Regions from separate parts of the Homo sapiens genome. Here regions 1, 2, 3 and 5 are each linked to region 4. The links are chromatin loops, found by intact Hi-C in ENCODE. Cell type or tissue: PC-3. All regions are shown on one strand.

Evidence for each region. Hi-C counts contacts between places; a loop is a spot of excess contacts. Peaks named below come from ENCODE experiments on the same cell type or tissue, not always from the same donor. Only the 100,000 strongest peaks of a DNase experiment are listed, where the experiment ranks them.
Region 1: it touches region 4 in a loop (7-fold over the local background); 9 of 110 quality-filtered maps call a loop at or near these places.
Region 2: a loop joins it to region 4, with 8 times the contacts of the local background. A loop is called at or near these places in 8 of 110 quality-filtered maps.
Region 3: a loop joins it to region 4, with 2.8 times the contacts of the local background. A loop is called at or near these places in 5 of 110 quality-filtered maps.
Region 5: a loop joins it to region 4, with 7 times the contacts of the local background. A loop is called at or near these places in 3 of 110 quality-filtered maps.

Annotation. Positions count from the first base shown.
Region 1 is chr2:132,545,434-132,549,433 of GRCh38, forward strand. All of the region lies in intron 1 of GPR39 (G protein-coupled receptor 39), which reads left to right. Among named protein-coding and RNA genes, the nearest start is that of MIR9986, 110 kb to the left of the region's middle. In PC-3, a CTCF peak has its summit at 1,850 (motif pointing right); a DNase peak (open chromatin) is centred at 1,888.
Region 2 is chr2:132,649,638-132,653,637 of GRCh38, forward strand. All of the region lies in intron 2 of LYPD1 (LY6/PLAUR domain containing 1), which reads right to left. Among named protein-coding and RNA genes, the nearest start is that of LYPD1, 19 kb to the right of the region's middle. In PC-3, a CTCF peak has its summit at 1,649 (motif pointing right); no DNase peak of the experiment used is centred here.
Region 3 is chr2:132,415,656-132,419,655 of GRCh38, forward strand. It overlaps GPR39 (G protein-coupled receptor 39), which reads left to right and starts at 1,150. Exons shown (of 2, transcript NM_001508.3): 1 at 1,150-2,243. The coding sequence starts at 1,388. It overlaps LOC124905948, which reads right to left and starts at 1,389. Exons shown (of 4, transcript XM_047446885.1): 1 at 1,251-1,389; 2 at 1-881. The coding sequence starts at 1,389. The coding sequence ends at 160. RefSeq lists an enhancer at 781-1,075 and a silencer at 781-1,075. In PC-3, a CTCF peak has its summit at 1,506; a DNase peak (open chromatin) is centred at 946; H3K4me3 peaks cover 3,875 bases; H3K27ac peaks cover 3,771 bases.
Region 4 is chr2:132,266,685-132,270,684 of GRCh38, forward strand. LOC105373622 (a long non-coding RNA gene) reads left to right here and starts at 1,937. Exons shown (of 3, transcript XR_923341.3): 1 at 1,937-2,058. RefSeq lists enhancers at 983-1,495, 1,496-2,007, 3,530-4,000. In PC-3, CTCF peaks have their summits at 1,993 (motif pointing right) and 2,245; a DNase peak (open chromatin) is centred at 1,937; H3K4me3 peaks cover 875 bases.
Region 5 is chr2:132,667,424-132,671,423 of GRCh38, forward strand. LYPD1 (LY6/PLAUR domain containing 1) reads right to left here and starts at 2,782. Exons shown (of 3, transcript NM_144586.7): 1 at 2,458-2,782; 2 at 977-1,114. The coding sequence starts at 2,509. RefSeq lists an enhancer at 1,645-2,608. In PC-3, CTCF peaks have their summits at 1,254 (motif pointing right), 1,456, 2,093 and 3,459; no DNase peak of the experiment used is centred here; H3K4me3 peaks cover 3,330 bases; H3K27ac peaks cover 373 bases.

The DNA.
Region 1 (4,000 bases), 280 kb after region 4:
TGGTGCTTGAACACACTAGTAGAGTTTTATTCCTGGATTTAGTCATTCTAGTCTTCAGATGTTCTAGTTAAAAAATAAATCCTACATTCACTCACCAAACACTTACTAATGCTAAGAGTGGCTATATCTGTCCCTGTTCCAGATCCAGATGCTGAAGACCCAGAGTTGAATAACAGTCAGATTGTCTTAAAACCATCTTATAATCCACGATGTGTGATGGGCGTGTGTGTGTGTGTGTGTGTGTGTGTGTGTTAAAGCACCTGATGATGACAATTCTTCTCCACTTTCAATGCACCAAAGAATCAACTGGAGATCTTGCTAAAAGGCAGAATCAGATCAGTCAGTCTGGGGGCAGGCCTGGGATTCTGCATTTCTAACAAGCTCCCAGGTGATGCAGATAAACTGGTCCAAGACTAAGTTTGCGTAACAAGAGACAATAAGAGTCTGATCACTGCTGTCAACTAGTGTGGAGGACCCACATAGGAGAGAGGACATGATTGAGTTGTCCTGGTCAGAGGCTAGCAGACGAAGCGAAGTTTACCCAAGAGGTTTCACATTCAGTCTAGACCTCTGAGGATGAATAGGCCATCAGCATCCATAACTGGCATGAAGAATAGTTTATCAGGCTTCTTAATGTATTTTTCCATCAGCATTAATGAGACTTAGCCAAGAGACAATTTTGGTTAAGAGTTGGTGAGTGGAGAAAAATGGGATTCATTTATAACAACAGTTCTCAAACTTGAGTGTGCCTCAGAATCACTCCCAGGGCTTGTTCAACACAGATTACGGGTCCCCACTCTAGAGTTGTAAGTCAGTAGGAGTGGGCTGGGGCCCAAGAATTTGCATTTCTAACAAGCCCCCAGTGAATTTTAAGAACCACTGGTTTATAACAAGAGGCCCCACAGGGCACAGCAAGAGGGGAGCCTGGCTATAGTAGGGACAAGAACTGGACAGATCGGGGGATAGGCAGAGGAACTCTGAGAAAGAAATATGTGGGCAAGGTTGCTGGAAGGGGTTGGGTTAAGACTAATCCTGAGACCGTAAGTTGTAGTCCAGCCTAGCTGATATGGACAAGATATTAAGAACTGACTAATGAATTGTAAGTTGCCTAAGAGAAGGGGCCTGGGGCTTGTCTACCCAGTATTCCTATCACCAGCAGAGTGAAGATGTGGTCATTCCAACCAAAATTACTTTCTCCCTTCCCTCCCCTCTTTCTGATTATGCCACATTCTAGGAGTCTGCCTATAAAATAGAAAACTCGGTCCAGCCCAGTCAGCTCTCAGTGGACGTTGGCACCCTGGGGATTCCTTGACAGTTCCGGGGCCTCTGTGGCTTGGGCAGAGAGAGCCTCCATCTGTGGTGGCATTTGAGAGCTGTTGTTCTCCAGGATGCAGTAGCTCCACAGCAAAAAAAAAAAAAAAAAAAAAAAAAAGAGGCATCATATGCAAATATCAAATGAAGGGGAGGGAAGGAGGAAAGGGCTGGCTGACATTTTGGCTCTGCCCCTAGATCCTCTGAGAAGAGAAACCACTCGTGCCTGAATTAATGTTAATTCAAGGGGGTATTTTCAAAAAGTGGTCCTTGGAGGAGCAAGATGCTGTGTTTCCTATTTTCCGTTGCCTCCAGCAAGCCGCACCGACAGAGGGTCAATGGGGTTACTGTATGAGGAAGCCCACTAATTGCATTATAAGGAATGTTTTGCCCATTAGCTCAGATGGAATGGTCTCCTAACAGAGTCCTTTGAGGGGAGTGATATTTCAGGTGGGGGATGGAGGAAAAGGAATTGATAAGTAATTGAAATTTGCAAATGGCATTTCCCTGGGCCCTAGACAAAAATGGGTTCCATACATCCAGCAGGGGGCAGCAATGCACGTACATTAATTCCGGTCTTGTGAATCAGGAGCTTGGCGAGATCTCAGAAATTGCAAAGCAGTAAGGATGCCTGGGGAGGTTTATAGACAATTTCCAGGCCCGGCAAAGCTGGGACTGTCACACCCACCATTTCCCCAACAGTCACACCTTTTATTTTTCTCAATATACTGAGAAAATAAATGTTTAGGTCTGATGGTTTTTAATTCTAGAAATTTTCTTTAATCTTTCGGCTGCTTTGTGTAATTTAGAATTTCTGCAGCCTGACTGAAAATTATAAGTAAACTAGGATTAGGAAGTCAGCTTTATTAATAAGATAGTTCAGCTAATAGACATTTTAAAATTGTAATGCAATCTATCTCCCTCCCTGAGTTGAAATTTTGCTAGAGCTGTAACTGATAGGACACCCACACACCAAGTTGGGTAACTTATTTGCTGATCCATTTTAAAGTGGAGGAAAAGAGGCTCCAAAAATATAAATAAAGATAAAAGTCTCAAAGAAGTATCAGATTTTCCTGAATTAGGCACAGAAAAGACCTACTAGTTTGTCCATTCCTAAGGCTGTTTAGGAATGTGGCCCATAATATATTTTCTCAGTAATTTGTCAAATTTGCTTGTAAATGACTTTTATGATAGATGGCTTTGCCTGCTTTACTGGGCTGGAAATTTCTGCAGCCCAGCACACTTCTCCTTCAGGAAGCTTCTTGCATCTTGCATAATGTTTCTCCCAGCCACCCTCCCCGCTTACGCCCCTTCCCAAGGTTAATTTAGTCCTGTTGTTCTTAAATGAACTACTCTAAATCATCCTCCTCCCCTTCCCTGTCTTTCTCCTCACTGTTTAAACCTTTCAAGGATGTAATAGTCTGGCAAATATTTCAATCATCATGTCTCCTTTTCAGCTGCCCAATTCAATTCCATTTGGTGCTGCTCGTGCTGAAGTGCAATTTTTCACAGCATTGTTTTTAGTTTAAATAACATACAGTGCACTATTGCTAAAGGTCTTCTGGAACATTCCACTTGGGGGTCTTACCCTTAAATAATATTTTGATGGGAAACTAACTCAACTTTTCATAGGAAGAAATGCTATTTGCTCCCAGCACTAATTGGCTGTAAATTTAGCTAAAAGTCCATCTACGCTGGCAGTTAGACCATCTTCCTGTGCCCATGTGGTACCCTGTATTAGATGTCTAATGGACAGACTTAGTGAATAAGTATGTATCTGTAAGTGCACCATTTAGAAAACAATCAAGTGAAAGGAATTTAACTCTGCTAAGCCAGCAAATGTAATTTTTCTCATTTCTTGCCCCTTCTTGCCACGTGGCAGCTCCTCAATTTACCAGCTCTATGCCCTTGCATGTATTACTCAACATTTCTGAGTCTCAGTTTCCTCAACTGCAAAATAGGGAAAGCAATATCTGCTTTCTAGGTTTTGTTGTAGGGATCAAATAATTATGTACAGCATTTGGTAAAACATAAGTCCCCAAGAAATGCAACTTTTTGCCATTATTATTATCACTACTCTTATCATTATGCAGTCTAAATTCTATGCCTGGGTTATCTTTCAGAGTTCCTGACTGCCTATACATTCACATTGTTCAACAAATGTTACTTAGGGAAACCGTCTCTGACCCCCTGGAATTGGCCAGGTTCCCCTGTGATTCACTGTCACAGATACGTGTGTGTGTATGTGTATATGTATTCTTATATTATTACCCTCAAATTAAATGCTCCCTTCTTCATAAATTCAGAGCAGCTAATATCCTCTCTTCTCTCCTTAATGGTGTGTCTAACATACCTTCATATCCTAGGCTTGACTAGGAACTTCTCATAGGCAGGAGCAGAGCCTTGCCTTTCAATGGAGCCTGGATTGTCACATAGAAATGAGCACATAGAGGTCTGTGGTGTGTACTTGTGAGACTATCAGACTGTAATATCTTTGAATTCAGGGAAAAGGCTAATTCACCTTCAGTTCCCAGAGCATACCACACCCCAAGCCTGTACATGGTAGGCATTCGAGGGAGGTCTACTGTGTCGATTAAGGCTGTGCATTGGTCTTCCAAACTTTGCTCACCATATACAGGTTTCCTTCAGAGTCCCAGTGTCCATATTACTGTTTAACACGACTGAAAAG
Region 2 (4,000 bases), 380 kb after region 4:
TGGTGAAGAAAGCCACAGGAGAGAGTCGAAGGCACCAAGGAGTAGAGGGGTGTAGAATAAAGACTCACACTGGAAGGAAATAAGGAATGCTGCCAGGTGGGGAGGGCCCAGTGAGGACTTAGAACTCCTGAACAGTTCCACCATTCACATGCTTAGGATAAATTCCAAGTAGATCTAAGATTTAAATGTTGGGGGATAAAAACCCCATAAAAGTACTAAACGACACTTTGGAACCTTGGGAGATTTTTTTTTTATGTAAGAGTTGTAAAGGCTATTCTATGACATAACACCCAGAAGCCATTACAGAAAATATTGAAAAATTAGACTACACACACACCCACAAACTCTGCCTAATAAAATCCCTATATGTAAGACAAAAAGACAAGTGAAACATTGGAAAAAATAATTGTAACTCAAATCACAAAGCAGATTTCCTTAATATGTAAAAAGGTCCTAGAAATCTATAAGGGATAAATAATAAATCAGTAAGGAATAAATAACTCATTAGAAAAATAGGGAAAGCAAATGAACAGACAGTTCACAGAAAACGCAACAGAGCTTTGAAACACATGAAAAGATACTCTCTCATATCATAAGAAGAATGCAAATTAAAACTACACTGAGATGCCATTATTATTTATCACTTGGGCAGAGATTTAAATGTTTATTATAAACACTGTGTTCATGAATCTTATAAAAAGGCCCTTTCCCACATTGTTGGTTAGGAGAGTAAATAGGTATAATTTCCATGAAGGCAACGTGGCAATAGCTATCAACATTGCAAATGCATGTACTCTGTGACCTAGCAATTCCACTTTTACGCATGTACCCTACAGACATACTCACATACATACAAAACGACTATACACAAGGTTATTCATGGTAGAGTAGAGTGTCATGGCAAAAGAATAGACCATCACTCTATCTATCACCAGGGAAGTGGTAAATTTCCAGTGTCTTATCTGCACACTGCAATTCCACAAAGCCATAGAAGATGATACTGAGTTAAAAACAAAGCAAAGTATGTCTGGAAGTTCCCTCCTTCCTTTTCTCTCCCTCCCTTCCTCCTCCTTCCTTTAAAAAAAAAAAACAAAAAACAAAAACAAAACCCAAATGAGTTTATGCTTCTTACTATGCTTCAGATGCAGTTTTAAGAGCTTTATGAATATTAACTCATTTAATCTTTGTAGTAACTCTAGCAATAATCCTCATTTTGCAAGTGGGGAAACTGAGGCAAAAATAGGGTAGGTAATTTGCTTAGGGTCCATTCAGGTAATATGTTGTGGAGCTGGGATTTAAGCCCAGGAGATCTGGATTTATAATCTGTACTCTTAACCATTATACTACACTGCCTGCCATGCTATAACATGCATCCATTGGGGAAAATAAAAATTAAACACATTTTACATGCATATGCATAAAAATGTATGGAAAAATACACAAAAAAGAGATAATATTGGTTGTCTCTGGCGTGAGATTCTAGGCGGCCACAGGATAGGAGTGGGAAAAAGACTTTTGACCCTTTCTTACCATTTAAAATCAGAACCACGAGAAGAATGATTTTTAAAATGACGTAAATAAACACCCGCAGTCAACCATCCTCAAATGGCTTCTTTCTCTGTGTAGTACAAGGTTCTTCCTAGCTATGTCCACCAGAGGGCTCTAGGGAATGACCACTCTCAAGAAAAGAGCCACCAGGAGCTGCCCCGAAGCTCAAGTCTCAGGGTCACGGGGCAGGGGTATTTGTGCCTGTGGTTCTCTCTGCTTTTCCTTTAACCAGGACCCCATAAGCTCAGGTCTGGGCCTGAGGGAGGAGGAGCTGTGAGGAAAACAAGGGCCTTGTCATGGACTGCTGGTGGGAGCAGAGACTGGCATAAGGGCAGTCAGAAGGATCTATAATTCAAAATGCAACAAATAAAACAGTCCCATTCCTCACCATGTACCTTCAAAACAAAACACACTTTCACATCCTTAATAGGGGAAAGGTACATTTATACTATACATATTAAGCAGCAGTTAAAGTACAGAGCTCTATTCTGATCTGGAAGGTTCTCAATGACAGTTCCAGAATGATAGTTAAGCATACCATTTATGTAAGAAAGAAACCACAAAGCAATATAATACGTGCTCCAGTGGTGTGTCTGCAGGGGGATGTGTGTGCACACATGTAAGTGCGTGAGTTGCCATCTCTAAGTCATATCATGGCAAGAGGTCCAGAGGCAATGCACCAGTGTGGTCCCTTGGGTGGTAGTTTGACGGGTCCACAACACGATGAGGCATCTCTGAAACATGAGACAGGTTTGGCAAAGAACACCACGGTTCGGCACAACTGCAGCAGCAACATGGGCAGGAAGGAATGGCTGGGTTCTAGCTGGACATGGGCCTGGTTTCCCTGAAACCTCATGGCTGGCCTCAGAAACCACCACTGCCGGGTTAGGGTAGGAGAAGGTCATGACCAAGAACAGAGGGGGGACATCGTTTGGAGACTTCCCCAAAGAACTGAGAGATGCTTCCTTCCCTTCATCCCTGCATGATTTTTCTCTTAATCGCTTCTAATACACTACAGATTTTACTAGTGTGTCTTTATTAATAGAACGTAAGCTCCAGCAATCAGAACAGTGCCTGGCACATAACGACACAAGTATTTACCAAAGGAATGAATGAATAAATGAAGGGAGGAAAAGGAAAAGACGACAGAAGGAAAGGGGGTTATTTGAAGGGGGTCTGGAAGTGCTTTTCTGACTGGTTTTGAGTAGGATTTTATTCCTACATTGGTGTCACCTGGGTAACAGAGTTTACATAAAGCTACAATTCACCTCCAGGCCTTGGTTGACAAAGGCAGAACTGTGAGAGGCTCTGATCTTAGTTAACGCAGATGCAGACCCAGAGCTAGAAGGCTCAACTGGTAGATGAAGGGCTGTCCATCAAACGTGGCTCGGATAATCCCAGCTTGGACCAGCTCCCAGCCGCCCTACCCTGCAGAGGCACAGAGATGTGTCCTGCCAAGACCAAGTCATTTCTCACGGCTCTAATCCGCAGACCAGGAGTGTGCCCATGGAACACACCACCCACTATCACCAAATTAATCAAGCCACCCAGCGTTTAAAACTTTAATCCTCTTTAAGTCTTTAGAGGGGTAATGGCCTCCTGGGGGCTCTTGGATTGAGATGGGTGGCTATGCGTGCTTGCTTTAAAAATACCACAAATTGTTCTCCCTGAGGAAGTCATTTGTATTAATCTGCCTTATTTATTTGGATGTGAATGATGGGCATGCCAAGGAATGAAGGAAAGGATAAACAAAATACTGAGGTTACTTCCCAGGCAGTTCATTCCACTGCAGCCATTGTACCTATTCCCTGGGACCCAAGAAATCAGAATATTAACTTCTTTCACCAAGCTCTGGAGTTTCCAGAAGCCATGATCCTCTCCTTTAATGGCCTTATCATTAAGTAGATCCTCATGTACTTAATGGGATGGAGGAAACTAAAGAAGCTCATGTCCATATTTCATTCTAATTCTGAAATAATTCCTTACCCTGAGGAAAGAACATGAACCCTGGAGTCTAACAGACCTAGACTGGAATTCTCCCTGAGCCACTTCCTTGGATAATACACTTCACTTCTGTAAGCCTCAGTTTGCCTTTCTGGACCAATGACCCAGTGGACAAAGCTGGAGTTTTGGTTGGACTTTCCAACTTCCCAATGGACAGAGCTGGAGCAATTTGAGCAACAAAATAAATAATGATAGTATTGGATTATAACCCCATCCAATCAGGTAAATACCCATGAGTTCATGCTGACATAGATAAATGAGTAAATAAGTATGTGCAGAAGAGACAAGTTTTTCTTACAGAAGGATTCCAGTTAATAAATGCAGAAGGAATGAGGGAAATAGAAATTAAGATTAGAACACCATGGTAACAACTGATGTGGGAGAGATCCACCAAAAGACACTGAAATTATTGGCCAAAGTTGGAGGAGAAACAGTGTATTTATATAGT
Region 3 (4,000 bases), 150 kb after region 4:
TTTGGCTGTCCCTATGGATGTGTGTATGCAGGTGCTAAACATCCTAGAACGCATAAGGCAGCCTTCCTCCCCCTTCATTGCTCATTCCCTCTGATTGTGGAATTAAAAGACGAAAATGGGTCCATTCGAGGGAAAAGGTCATGATCCTTAATGCTGTTTTTACATGACGGCCTTGTCAGAGCCTTCAGCTCCTCCTGCTGTCTTCGACGTTCTAGGCACAGCTCCCTCCGGAGGGCATGCTTCCCACCTGGGGCTTGCTGGCGGAGTGCCATCCTCATCCATATACATGTCCCCAATTAAAAGACGTCCCGCTGCCGGGAAAGCGGCTGCACCTTGGAGCGAAACTGAAAGAAGAGACCCCGGGGTCTTCGCGTCCCTCCGTGGGAAGGCGAGGCAGGGCCCTGCGCAGAACACCGGCAGGCTCTGGGGAAAGGCAGGGATTCTATAGTGAATCCTGCAAGCCTGCTTGGGGCCGACTTCCTGGAGCAGCGGCTGCAAGCAGCGCAGAGCCCAGCTGTCCTTGGCAAACACCCCACAGAGGAGGCGAGGGCTTGCTGGCTCCTCTGGGACGCCCCGGTCAAGCCACCACCAAACGGGCCGTGACCTCGCCTTCGAAGGGGGCCCCCAGGGCAGCGGTGGACGTGGGGGCAGTGCGGGCGAGAGGAAGTTTGTCTTTCTCCCAGCTCGGGAGGGTCGCCAGCTTCCCCGGGGCTGCACCTCCTTGGGACGCTTGTCGGGTTGGAGCGCCGCAGCTGCCTCTGCGGCTGCCGCCTGGGTGACGGAGGGTGGGGCGGGGGTGGGTCGCTCGTAGCTCGAGAGCCACGATCTGATTTCAGGGACCGTGCCTATGTGCTGAGTCAAACCCCGCCGCTGGGCTGGGTCTGCAGCCGGGCCGCTGAGCACAATCCGCTGTGGTTAATGATTAATCGCTGACCACCCCGCCTCCCGCAGCTCGGGAGAGGGTGCTCTGGGAATGTGGACCGGGGCTCTCAAGTGCCGGCAGCTGGAAAGGAAGAGGAGTGCTGCGAGGCGGAGTGCGCCCTCGGCGAAGAGGGGCAGAGGCGGAGCGCCAGGTGCTGCGGTCTCACTCCCAGCCAGCCAGGAGTTTAGAACGTTCTTCCTCCGCCCTCTCCCCGCCTCGCCCCAGCCACATACACTCCCAAACCTCAACACCCAGGCGCCTCCTGGGCCTCTCCTAGGTTGGGCTGCTCCAGCAAGTTTCCATGAAAGCACCTGAAATACTAAGTTACCTTCGCGAGGAGAACTCGAGTGAGATAAAATCGTGCGCCCACGCAGGTGAGTTTGCAGCCAAGAATTTTGGACGCTGCTGGGAGGAGAAAGGGAAGTTGAGAAAGTCTTTGGACCTGGTAGCCTGGTGCTCTTTCTCATGGCTTCACCCAGCCTCCCGGGCAGTGACTGCTCCCAAATCATTGATCACAGTCATGTCCCCGAGTTTGAGGTGGCCACCTGGATCAAAATCACCCTTATTCTGGTGTACCTGATCATCTTCGTGATGGGCCTTCTGGGGAACAGCGCCACCATTCGGGTCACCCAGGTGCTGCAGAAGAAAGGATACTTGCAGAAGGAGGTGACAGACCACATGGTGAGTTTGGCTTGCTCGGACATCTTGGTGTTCCTCATCGGCATGCCCATGGAGTTCTACAGCATCATCTGGAATCCCCTGACCACGTCCAGCTACACCCTGTCCTGCAAGCTGCACACTTTCCTCTTCGAGGCCTGCAGCTACGCTACGCTGCTGCACGTGCTGACACTCAGCTTTGAGCGCTACATCGCCATCTGTCACCCCTTCAGGTACAAGGCTGTGTCGGGACCTTGCCAGGTGAAGCTGCTGATTGGCTTCGTCTGGGTCACCTCCGCCCTGGTGGCACTGCCCTTGCTGTTTGCCATGGGTACTGAGTACCCCCTGGTGAACGTGCCCAGCCACCGGGGTCTCACTTGCAACCGCTCCAGCACCCGCCACCACGAGCAGCCCGAGACCTCCAATATGTCCATCTGTACCAACCTCTCCAGCCGCTGGACCGTGTTCCAGTCCAGCATCTTCGGCGCCTTCGTGGTCTACCTCGTGGTCCTGCTCTCCGTAGCCTTCATGTGCTGGAACATGATGCAGGTGCTCATGAAAAGCCAGAAGGGCTCGCTGGCCGGGGGCACGCGGCCTCCGCAGCTGAGGAAGTCCGAGAGCGAAGAGAGCAGGACCGCCAGGAGGCAGACCATCATCTTCCTGAGTGAGTCCTAAGTCGGGGGCAACACGTGAGCAGCTTCCCAACCTTCCCCCACGACCCGTGCCACTGCCTGTGGCCCTCTCCAGGGCAAGTCTTGCCCTAGAATTGCACACTTAAGTTTACTAAGGTGGAAGAGTCTTGTAGCAGTATGAGGGCATTGCTCTGGGTCTCTGAATGTTTCTTCTCTGTGTTTCGGGGATTCATGGTAGATTATGGTGAAAAGAGCACGAGACCAGAACCCAGAAGGTTTGGGTATATTCCAGAACATCACTGCTGTGACCTTTGGGAAGTCACAAAAATCTTTGGTAAAATGGGGACAATAATACTAGAGAATATGACGGACAAATTAGGTAATGCAGGACAGGTGAAAGTCCTTTGCAAAAGACCAAGTTCTGCAGAGATACAGGGAACCGTCTTATCTAGCTCTTTTACCCGGGGAAGACTTTCTTGTGCAATTAGATTTTGTTCCCATTTTTCTCCTCCTTTGGAGAAAGCAGGCTGTGAGCGACACACACTCTCGGGCTGCTATTTTATTCCTTGGAGCCTCTTCGACCCAATCTTAAGACATGGGAGCTCTCAGCACTCCCCAGGGCTTGGGTTTCTGCCACTGTGGGTCTGTTCCTTACCAGACCAGAGCAACCTGGCAGGACGGCCTGTTTATCTGATCCAGAAAATCTGGCTTCACCGATTCCTAGGATTTGAATAATCACCTCACAGACCCAATTCTTATGCTTGTTTTCCAAACTTTTGTTGTGATACAAGTATTTAAAGTTGAGGCCTCGTCTATTTAAAAAGAGCCCACAGGTCTGTTGACCCCAGAGCCTTCAGAAGAGGGACCTAGTGGCTGGGAGACAAGGCTTTAATGGAGACACATGAAATGTGTGTGAACAAAGGGTTTTAAAATATATTTTTTTAGCAGAAACAATAAAAAGGATGTATTGTGCGTGTGTGAATCAAAAAGGAATAGATATAACAAACATTTCCCTTCTTCCCTCTCCCCTGTGGCATCAGGAAAAGGAATAAATCATGGTGCTGTTTGTTTTGGTGTGGGCAACTGGGCAGCAGGTTCCAGGGACAGGAGGTAGACATGAGAGAGAGTTGGAAGGCACTTGGAGAATGATGGAAAGACCTGGGTCTTGCCTCAGACCAGCCCCTGGCTTCCAGTGTGTCATTAATTGTTAAAAGCTTAGGGTCTAATTTTACTCTTTATTCGATTTGAAATAATTGCCCTAATGAATTTCAAAGTACTCAGAGGCAGCCATGGATTGCCCCCAGGGAGCTGGGCTTTGAGAGCTGTGGCAGGTGACCAGCTGACTTGACTTTACTCTGTGTCTGCACAAAATGAGAATATTTGGATGCTACTCTGCATTAGGGGCTGTGCCAGGTGACTGATATTTCCATCTTCTAGAGGAGGAATTTGAGACTTAGAGAAGACCTAGTTCAGAATCACCTCAGTGCAGCTCAAAGAGTCCCACTGTGCTTTTCAGGGCAGAGAAATGCATGTCTGTTTGTGACTTTCACAGGCGTGTGGTGAAAGGAAAATGAAACAAGGCAGGACTTTGACAAGCATAGGTAAGCCTGGTGGTGTTGCTGCCTCTTAGGGCCAGCCTTTCTGGAAGTTGTAGTAGGTAACGTTATCTTGGGACTTGGGAAGCGTACCCAACTCAGTCTATCACCCACTGGTTGCTACTACTCAAATATTACAGAGAGGAATGGACATTGTATTTGCTTAAAGCTTGAGTGTTTGTTGAAATACTAGT
Region 4 (4,000 bases):
GAACCAGACAGAAAGAGAGAGACAGACAGAGACAGAGAGAGAAACAGACAAGGAGAGAGAGAGAGATAGACAGACAGGCAGAGAAAGACAGTAAGACAGAAGACAGACAAAGAGAGAGAGAGACAGGCAGAGAGAGAGAGAGACAGAGAGACAGAGACAGAGAAACACACAGGCAAAGAGAGAGAGAAAAAAACAGGGAGAGACAGACAGACAGACAGGGAGAGAGAGAGAGAGAGGCCGACAGACAGACAGACAGGCAGAGAAAGAGAATAAGACAGAAGACAGACACTGTGAGAGAGACAGAGAGAGAGATAGACAGAGACAGCGAGACAGAGAAAGAAAGAGAGATACAGACAGACAGACAAAGAGACAGAGAAAGACAGAGACGGACAGAGAGAAACAAAGAGAGAGAGACAGAGAGAGAAAGAGAGAGACAGGCAGGCAGAGAAAGACAGAAGACAGACACAGTGAGACAGGCAGAGAGAGAGAGAGACACAGAGAGAGAGAGACAGAGAGAAAGAAAGAGACAGAGAGAGATGGACAGAGAGAAACAGAGAGAGGGACAGCGAGAAACAGAGAGAGAGACAGAGACAGAGACAGACAGAAACAGACAGACAAACAGGGAGAGAGAGAGAGAGACAGACAGGCATAGAGAGAGAGACAGGCAGGCAGAGAAAGGGAGTAAGACAGAAGACACACACAGTGAGAAAGACAGGCAGAGAGAGAGAGAAATAGGCAGAGAGAGAGAGACAGAGAGAGTGAGAGAGAAAACAGAGAAAGAGAGAGACAGAGACAGACAGAGAGACAGAGAGAGGAGCAGGAAGGGCGTGCTCAGGAAATAATTACACATATTTTATAACGCTTTTGATCCCGTAAACGGTGGCCGAGGTGTGCTTTGAAAACAACAACAACAGCAACAAGAGCAGCAGCAGCATTCGCTTACGGGTTTCTAGAACATAAGATGTTCTGAAGTCTAGTAAACATCAACGGGCTCTCACTACACGTTGAGAGATTCACAAAAGCTCTAGTTAACAGGAGAAAACAGCAGCTAATGTGTCTTGGGGAAAATATACGTCTTCCTGAAAATTGCGGATTTCTACTTCACCTGAAAAGAAATACATACGAAAAAGGAAAAACACGAACAAAACAAAACAAGCCAACGAACACGGGCCAATGCACCGTCCCTGGAAATCTTAAGTGAGCAAAGTATTAGTTTTCAGAAACCGTTTCTATTTTGGGCAAATGCTAAGAAGGCCCAGATTAGAGCTGTGACGCCCTTCCCATTGTGAAACTATGTTGGCCGGAGGGAGGAGAAACTAAAACATCATGATAAAAGGTGATTGAGACCCAGCCAGAGTGAAGCTTTCCTAGGGAGGGAGGCCTGAGGAGGGAAGCGGGGGAAGAAACCCACAACTGCAGACCCGCCCGCTTGCCCACGCGGGTCAAGGGCTATGCCATCGGCCCAAGCTGCCTCTGGGGAAGTGGGACCGTGCCACCCCCATCTTCAAAAACGGTGACCACTGAGTGAGGCCTGACGCCCACCGATGCAAATGTCAGCCTGGCAAGAATGAGATCGCCGGCAAGGGGTGGGGGAAGGGGAGAGAAGACGGAGGCACACCGGGGTGGCTCCGGAAGGTTTCCAAGCAGGGTGTTGGGAGGCGGGGGGTGGGGGTTTGGGGGGAACCCACCTAACTGACTCACTAAATGAAGGTAAAGGGACGTGGGTAGTGGGGGGAGCCGAGGGGCGACTTGAAAATTAAACTGACCCCTCCTAAATCCCAAGTAGAAGAGTCTATGCACACGAAAGAAACCAACACACAAAGAAAACTAAAGCTCTGATCAAAGAACAATAGGGCCCCAGCCAGGGCAGAGGTTCCCTAGGCAACGAGGGAGAGAGGGAGGGGCCTCCAGAAGGGAGAGAGAGAAACCGGTTGCCCCAGGTTCGGTGAAGTCTGGGAGACCTCCCTCTGTGTCACCTCGACTTTCAATAACAGTGGCCGCTAGGTGATGCCCGAAGACAACCGATGCCTGCAAATGTCAGTCAGCACGGAAAAGAATGTATGTATGTATGTATGTATGTATGTATGTATGTATGTATGTATGTATGTATTTATTTATAGACAGAGTCTCACTCACTCTACAGCCTGGGCTGTAGTGCAGTGGTGCGATCTCAGCTCACTGCAGCCTCCGCCTCCCAGGTTCAAGCGATTCTCCAGCCTCAGCCTCCCAAGTAGCTGGCATTACAGGCACCTGCCCCACCGCTCCTGACTCAGTTTTGTATTTTTAGTAGAGACGGGGTTTCGCTGTGTTGGCAAGGTTGGTCTCGAACTCCCAACCTCAGGTGATCCACCCGCCTCGGCGTCCCAAAGTGCTGGGATGACAGATGTGAGCCACCACGCCCGGCCTTAACCGTTTACTTTTAAGTTGAGGAACTTATCAGGGAAATATGAGAAGTACAGACGCCACACGTGACAGACAGAAAAGTCTGAAAATGCCCCTTGCATCCAAGTGGGGACCCGGCCTCGACCTCCCGAAATCATACACCGAGTGGGGAAGCCCAGCAAGGCCCGTCTGTCTAGATTCTTCTCAGCCTCTCTAAGCACCTAAGCATGCACTTCTCACTTTCGTGGAAGGGGCAGAGCCCTCCCCGTCATGAGGTGTCTGACAGACTGACACAGAAAGAGACAGACATAGAAAGACAGAGACGGACAGAGAGAGATAGAGAGAAACAGACAGAAAGAGAGAGAGATGGAGAGTGAGTGAGAGAGAGAGAGACATGGAGGGAGAGAGACAGAAAGGCAGAGAAAAAGAGTAAGACAGAAGACACAGTGAGAGAGACAGGCAGAGAGAGAGAGAGACAGAGACAAAGACAAAGAAAGAGAGAGAAAGAGACGGACAGAGAGAGACAGAAACAGAAAGAGAGAGAGAGAGAAACAGAAAGGGAGGGAGAGAGACAGAGACAGAGAGACTGACAGACAGATAGGCAGAGAAAGAGAGTAAGACAGAAGACAGATACAGTGAGAGAGACAGGCAGAGAGAGACAGAGGGAGAGACAGACAGAGAAAGAGACAGAGAGAGAAAGCAGAGATGGAGAGAGAGAGACAGACAGAAACAGAAAGAGAGAGAGACAGAGACAGAGAGAAGCAGACAGACAGGGAGGGAGGGAGACAGACAGAGAGAGGGAGACAGACAGAGAATGGGAGACAGACAGACAGGCAGAGAAAGAGAGTAAGACAGAAGATAGGCACAGACAGAGAGACAGGCACAGAGAGAGAGACAGACAGATAGAGAAAAAGAAAGAGACAAGCCGGGCACGATGGCTCATGCTTGTCATCCCAGCACTTTGGGAGGCCGAGGTGGGTGGATCACGAGGTCAGGAGATCAAGACCATCCTGGCTAACACGGTGAAACCCCGTCTATACTAAAAATACAAAAAATATAGCCAGGTGTGGTGGCGGGTGCCTGTAGTCCCAGCTACTCGGGAGGCTGAGGCAGGAGAATGGCATGAATCTGGGAGGTGGAGGTTGCAGTGAGCCGAGATCGTGCCACAGAAAAAGAAAGAGAGAGACAGACAGACAGAGGAAGACAGAGACAGACAGAGAGAGACAGAGAGAAACAGAGATAGAGAGAGACAGAGAGAAACAGACAGAAATTGAGAGAGACAGAGAGAGAGAAACAGAAAGGCAGGGAGGGAGAGAGAGACAGATAAACAAAGAAAGAGAGTAACACAGAAGAGAGACACAGTGAGAGAGACAGGCAGAGAGAGAGAGACAGAGACAGAGAGAAAGACAAAGAGAGAGAAAGAGACGGACAGAGAGAGACAAAGAGAAAGAGAGACAGAGAGAGAAACAGAAAGGGAGGGGGACAGACAGACAGAGAGAGAGAGACTGACAGATAGGCAGAGAAAGAGAGTAAGACAGAAGACAGACACAGTGAGAGAGACAGAGACAGAGAGACAGACAGAGAAAGAAAGGGAGGGACAGAGAAAGAGACAGAGAGA
Region 5 (4,000 bases), 400 kb after region 4:
AACTAGAGTCCTTGCATTGATTTGCCAGCGGGTAAAGGGAATCATATAACAGTTCTAATCACTTCACCGGGCTCTGCAGGCAGTTCACAGAACTAAAGGAAGTGGGGGCTTTGGTTCATTCACTATCAGCCATCAAGTTATGCTATTTCCCATCCTTTTAATATCCTTAAAATGGCAAGGTCTGTGTTTATGGTTTTGACCTTGAAACTGAAGTAACAGCTCTACCTATTCTCCCAAAGTTCCAGATATACTTTGGGGAACTTTGACTTCTGATAAGACAGCTGGGGTAGGGGGTGAGGAGAGGGTTGGAAAGTTCTACCTCAGTGAGAAGATTCTTGGTCAACTAGAGGGAGTGAGGGCTATCCCACAAGACCTCCCCTTCCCCCACAGGATGCTCAGGACTTCTTCTCAGCTAGCCAGCAGCTAAGCTGGTAGGGCTGAGAACGGCATTCCTTTGAAAGATCTTGGCAATTTGTGCCTGGAAGTTGATGCATTAGTTCTAAAATTAAACAAAGATCCTGTAGTGTTCTTCAAGGAAATATGGTGTGCCTCTATGACAAAACACATTTTTCAAGCTCTGACCTCTGGGAGCTTCAACTAGCTCCATATTTCAGGCTGACAATGCTCACAGGCTACTGTCTAGTTGCCCAAGCCAGGGCTGGTTAGCCATATATTTTCTACCTCCATCAGCTTTTAGCATAGGGAGGTGAAGGGAGTAAATAAAAAGAGGAGAGCCACTAATTTACATGCACTTCCCCTCCCAAGACCCTTGGGGAGAAGCCTTGGTAATTAACTCTAATGAGATTAAAGTAACTTGGAACTCTTCATTTTCCCAGCACTGTAAAACTAAATCTGCGATAACCAGTGTGTGGGCATTAAATCAAAGTCAGTCCTTTTTCCTGCTATTTAATGGCCCCCTCACTCCCACCCCACAGCCCAGGCTTAAGAGCGAGGGGGAGGGCTGCCAGGCTCTTACCGGCACTTTGCTCCATCACTTCTTTCTGACACATGTCTTGAACGTTCACCGTGCAATTCACAATGAACTCGGGGGAGGAGCAGTCGTTGTTCAGCTGGAATTCTTCACACTGGTAGCACTGGATTTGCAGCGCAAAGCCTGCGAGACAGACGCAGTCGGGTTCAGATCCGGCCCCCACAGAGCCCACCCCGGAAATCACGACCATCCCACGCCTCAGAGCCAGGCGGCTCCCAGCCTCTGGCAGGCTTAGACCACTCCTGGGTCTCCGGGTAGGGCTGGATGTGGCTGACACCGGCAGGGGGCGGCGCGGGTACCTAGGGTCCTACGGAAGAAAGTGGAATAGTGCCCGCCACCCCTGGACCCCGGCTCTAGACACAAAGCGCCCATCCATTACCACCCCAGGCCTTTTCCCAAGAAGTTGAAGGGAGGGTGGGGACGGTACCACCGCAAGAGTGAAGTAGCTCTGGAGATGTGCGTTAGCTCCAGCCTAAGCCAAAGGATTTGCCTAATTGCTAATTGGTTACAAATTACTTAATTACTATTTTGGCACCATTCGTGATTACATTCGCAGACGTCTTTTTAGTTTTTATTTATTTAATTTTTAAAGTCAGCGTTTCTGTGCCAGGGCTCTGAGGATCCCTGAGCGACCACCTGGGAACAACTTGGGTGGAGGTGCCAGACGCCAAGCGCTGCTGCGCCGCAAGTCCCCGAGCCCGGGTCGGCGGCCCTTCTCCGGGGCCGTCCCCGCGGCGACCCGAATGGCCACAGAGGGTGGGAAAGGGCGTTTGTGAGCGCGCGCACCCTGGATCCCCGACCCCGCAGCCCTTTCTTCCAGGCCCCGGCTTTCAGGACAACCGTTCGACTAGGGTCAGTGGTCGGGGTTCCAGCTCTGCAGAGCTTAGTCGGGAGCCAGTAGGCGAACTGGAGAGAGGACGCGAGACCTTTGCGCCTCTGGACGCTTCGGCCTGGCTGTTCTCGGTGTACGCGCTCCTGTCTAGACCCAACTACCCACGCTCCCGCAGCCCCACATCTATCGCACTCTGAGCGCAGCAACCCAGCTTCAGCGTGGCCGCAGGCTGCCTCGCGCATCGCTCACCTGTCGGCGGCGCCACTCCCACGGGGTGCCGGAGGCGCCAGACAACTTGGCAGGGTTCGGGAGATGTCGCCCCCTCTCCCTCGCCCAGAACCCAGCACCGCTCGGACCCTCCCTCCTCTCAAGCCCAGCTTCTCCCGACGGTGCAGCCGGACAAGCTGCAGCCCGGAGTCCCGCAAACCCGCCGCTCCCCGCTCTCCTCCTGCAGCGCGGGACTTGGACACTTTCCCAGCCTCGCGCCCCGGGGCACCAGTCGCGGCCGCCAACTCCCGCTGGGCAGCCCCAGCGCAGGGCTGGCCCCGAGGTGGGCGCCTTGGGGGCAAAAGGGCTGGCGGGTAGATGGATTGTGCGCACCTGGCCTCGGCTGCTGGCCTCTGGGTATTCTCACCTGGAAGCAAGAACAATCCGCAAAAAGTTGCCGCGATGCCTAGGACCCACATTCTCCCGGAGTCCCGGGGCCGGGAGAGGGCAAGCGCATCAGAGGAGGCGACAGCAGCGGAGGCTGCCCCGGCTGCAGCGGCTGTGGCTGCCGAGGCTGCTGGGGCCCGCGCTGCTGCCGCGGAGACGACGGTCGTAGCTTAGAGGAGCCGCAGGTGCCGCTCGCGGAGCCTGCATCGCCCGCGCTCGGGCTCCCGGCTGCGGGTCTCTGCTCCTCCCGCTCGCGCTCCCGGGCCGAGCACCGCGCCTCCGGAGTTGGCGGCTGAGACTGAAGGAACTACTGGCGATCGGGAGCACCCACAAAAGTCTCGCCTTTTCTCCCCACCTCCCACTCCAGGCATCACGTGACGGCTGCCGAGTTGGGGTGGGGGTGGCGGGCGGGGAAGGCTGGGACGGTCGCTTCACATCCCCACCCCCTTCCTGTCTTCCTCTTCTCCCGCCTCCGCACGTTCCTGGGAAAGGGGCGCCGGGGGGCGGGAGAGAACTGGTAGTTTTCTGAGATGGGGAGGTTGGGGGAGCGGCGAGGAGGGCGCAGCAGGTGCCGTGGGGACCTGCCGGGTGCGGACTAGGGTCTGAGGACTGCGTGCCCGGCTGGCCCTTCGCACATAGGAAGGCAGCCTCCCCACTCCACGTCCTCTGCGCCTTCCAGGACTGGTCGGTACCCCAGCGACTGGGTCCAGCCCACACAACTGAGGCTGTCCCGCTGCGGGCCGCGGGAGCCTGGCGCCCCGGGAGGCTGACAGGAAGGGCGCGCGTTCCCGTGCGCCTGGCAAAGTTCCACGCCCGCAGGCTCCGTAGGGTGTCCTGTGCAGCTGTGCCCCCTCTTCCTCCGCGAAGGCCTTCTGTCAAGAACCAGCTCGGCGTGGCCAATCTGGGTGGGGGTGTGGTGGGGACACTGCCTTAACTGTCTCACTTGCCCGGGCCGCCCTCCCTTCTCCCGCCTGCGCGCACCGCTGGAGGGTGCATTGACACCGCCCTGGTCGCCTAGCCTAGGAGAACGCCGTCCCGGGGACACCTGCCGTGAGGTCCTACCAGAAAGCAAATCAGGGTGAGGAAGAGGGTTGTTCTCCTCCATTCCTTGTCTCCCAAACGCCAGCCGGCTCCATTCTGCTTTCCCCAAAGCCACCGATTATTAGCACATACTCCCACGTCCTCTCCTGAAAGGCCATCCCAGCCTCGGACTCGGCCTCTGGCTGCTCCCCACACCCCTCAAATTCGTCTTCTTTCCGCAAAGTCCAAGTGACCCACCTTGCGGACTCCCGGGGATGCCCCGGTGCTATCTTCGCCTTCCTTCCCGAGCCTTGCAGCAGGTGGTGCGGGAGACCGCTTGCCCGCCGGAGTGCGTTGGTGCCCCCGCCCCCAATCCGCACATTCCCATCCCCTTTCCGCACATCCTTAGGGAGCATCCATTTCCGTGGAAATCGCCTCCTAAGCTTTAGCTCCTCTTCACCCTTTTCTCCCCCGGCCACTTCTGGGGGCAGCTCTCTCACGCC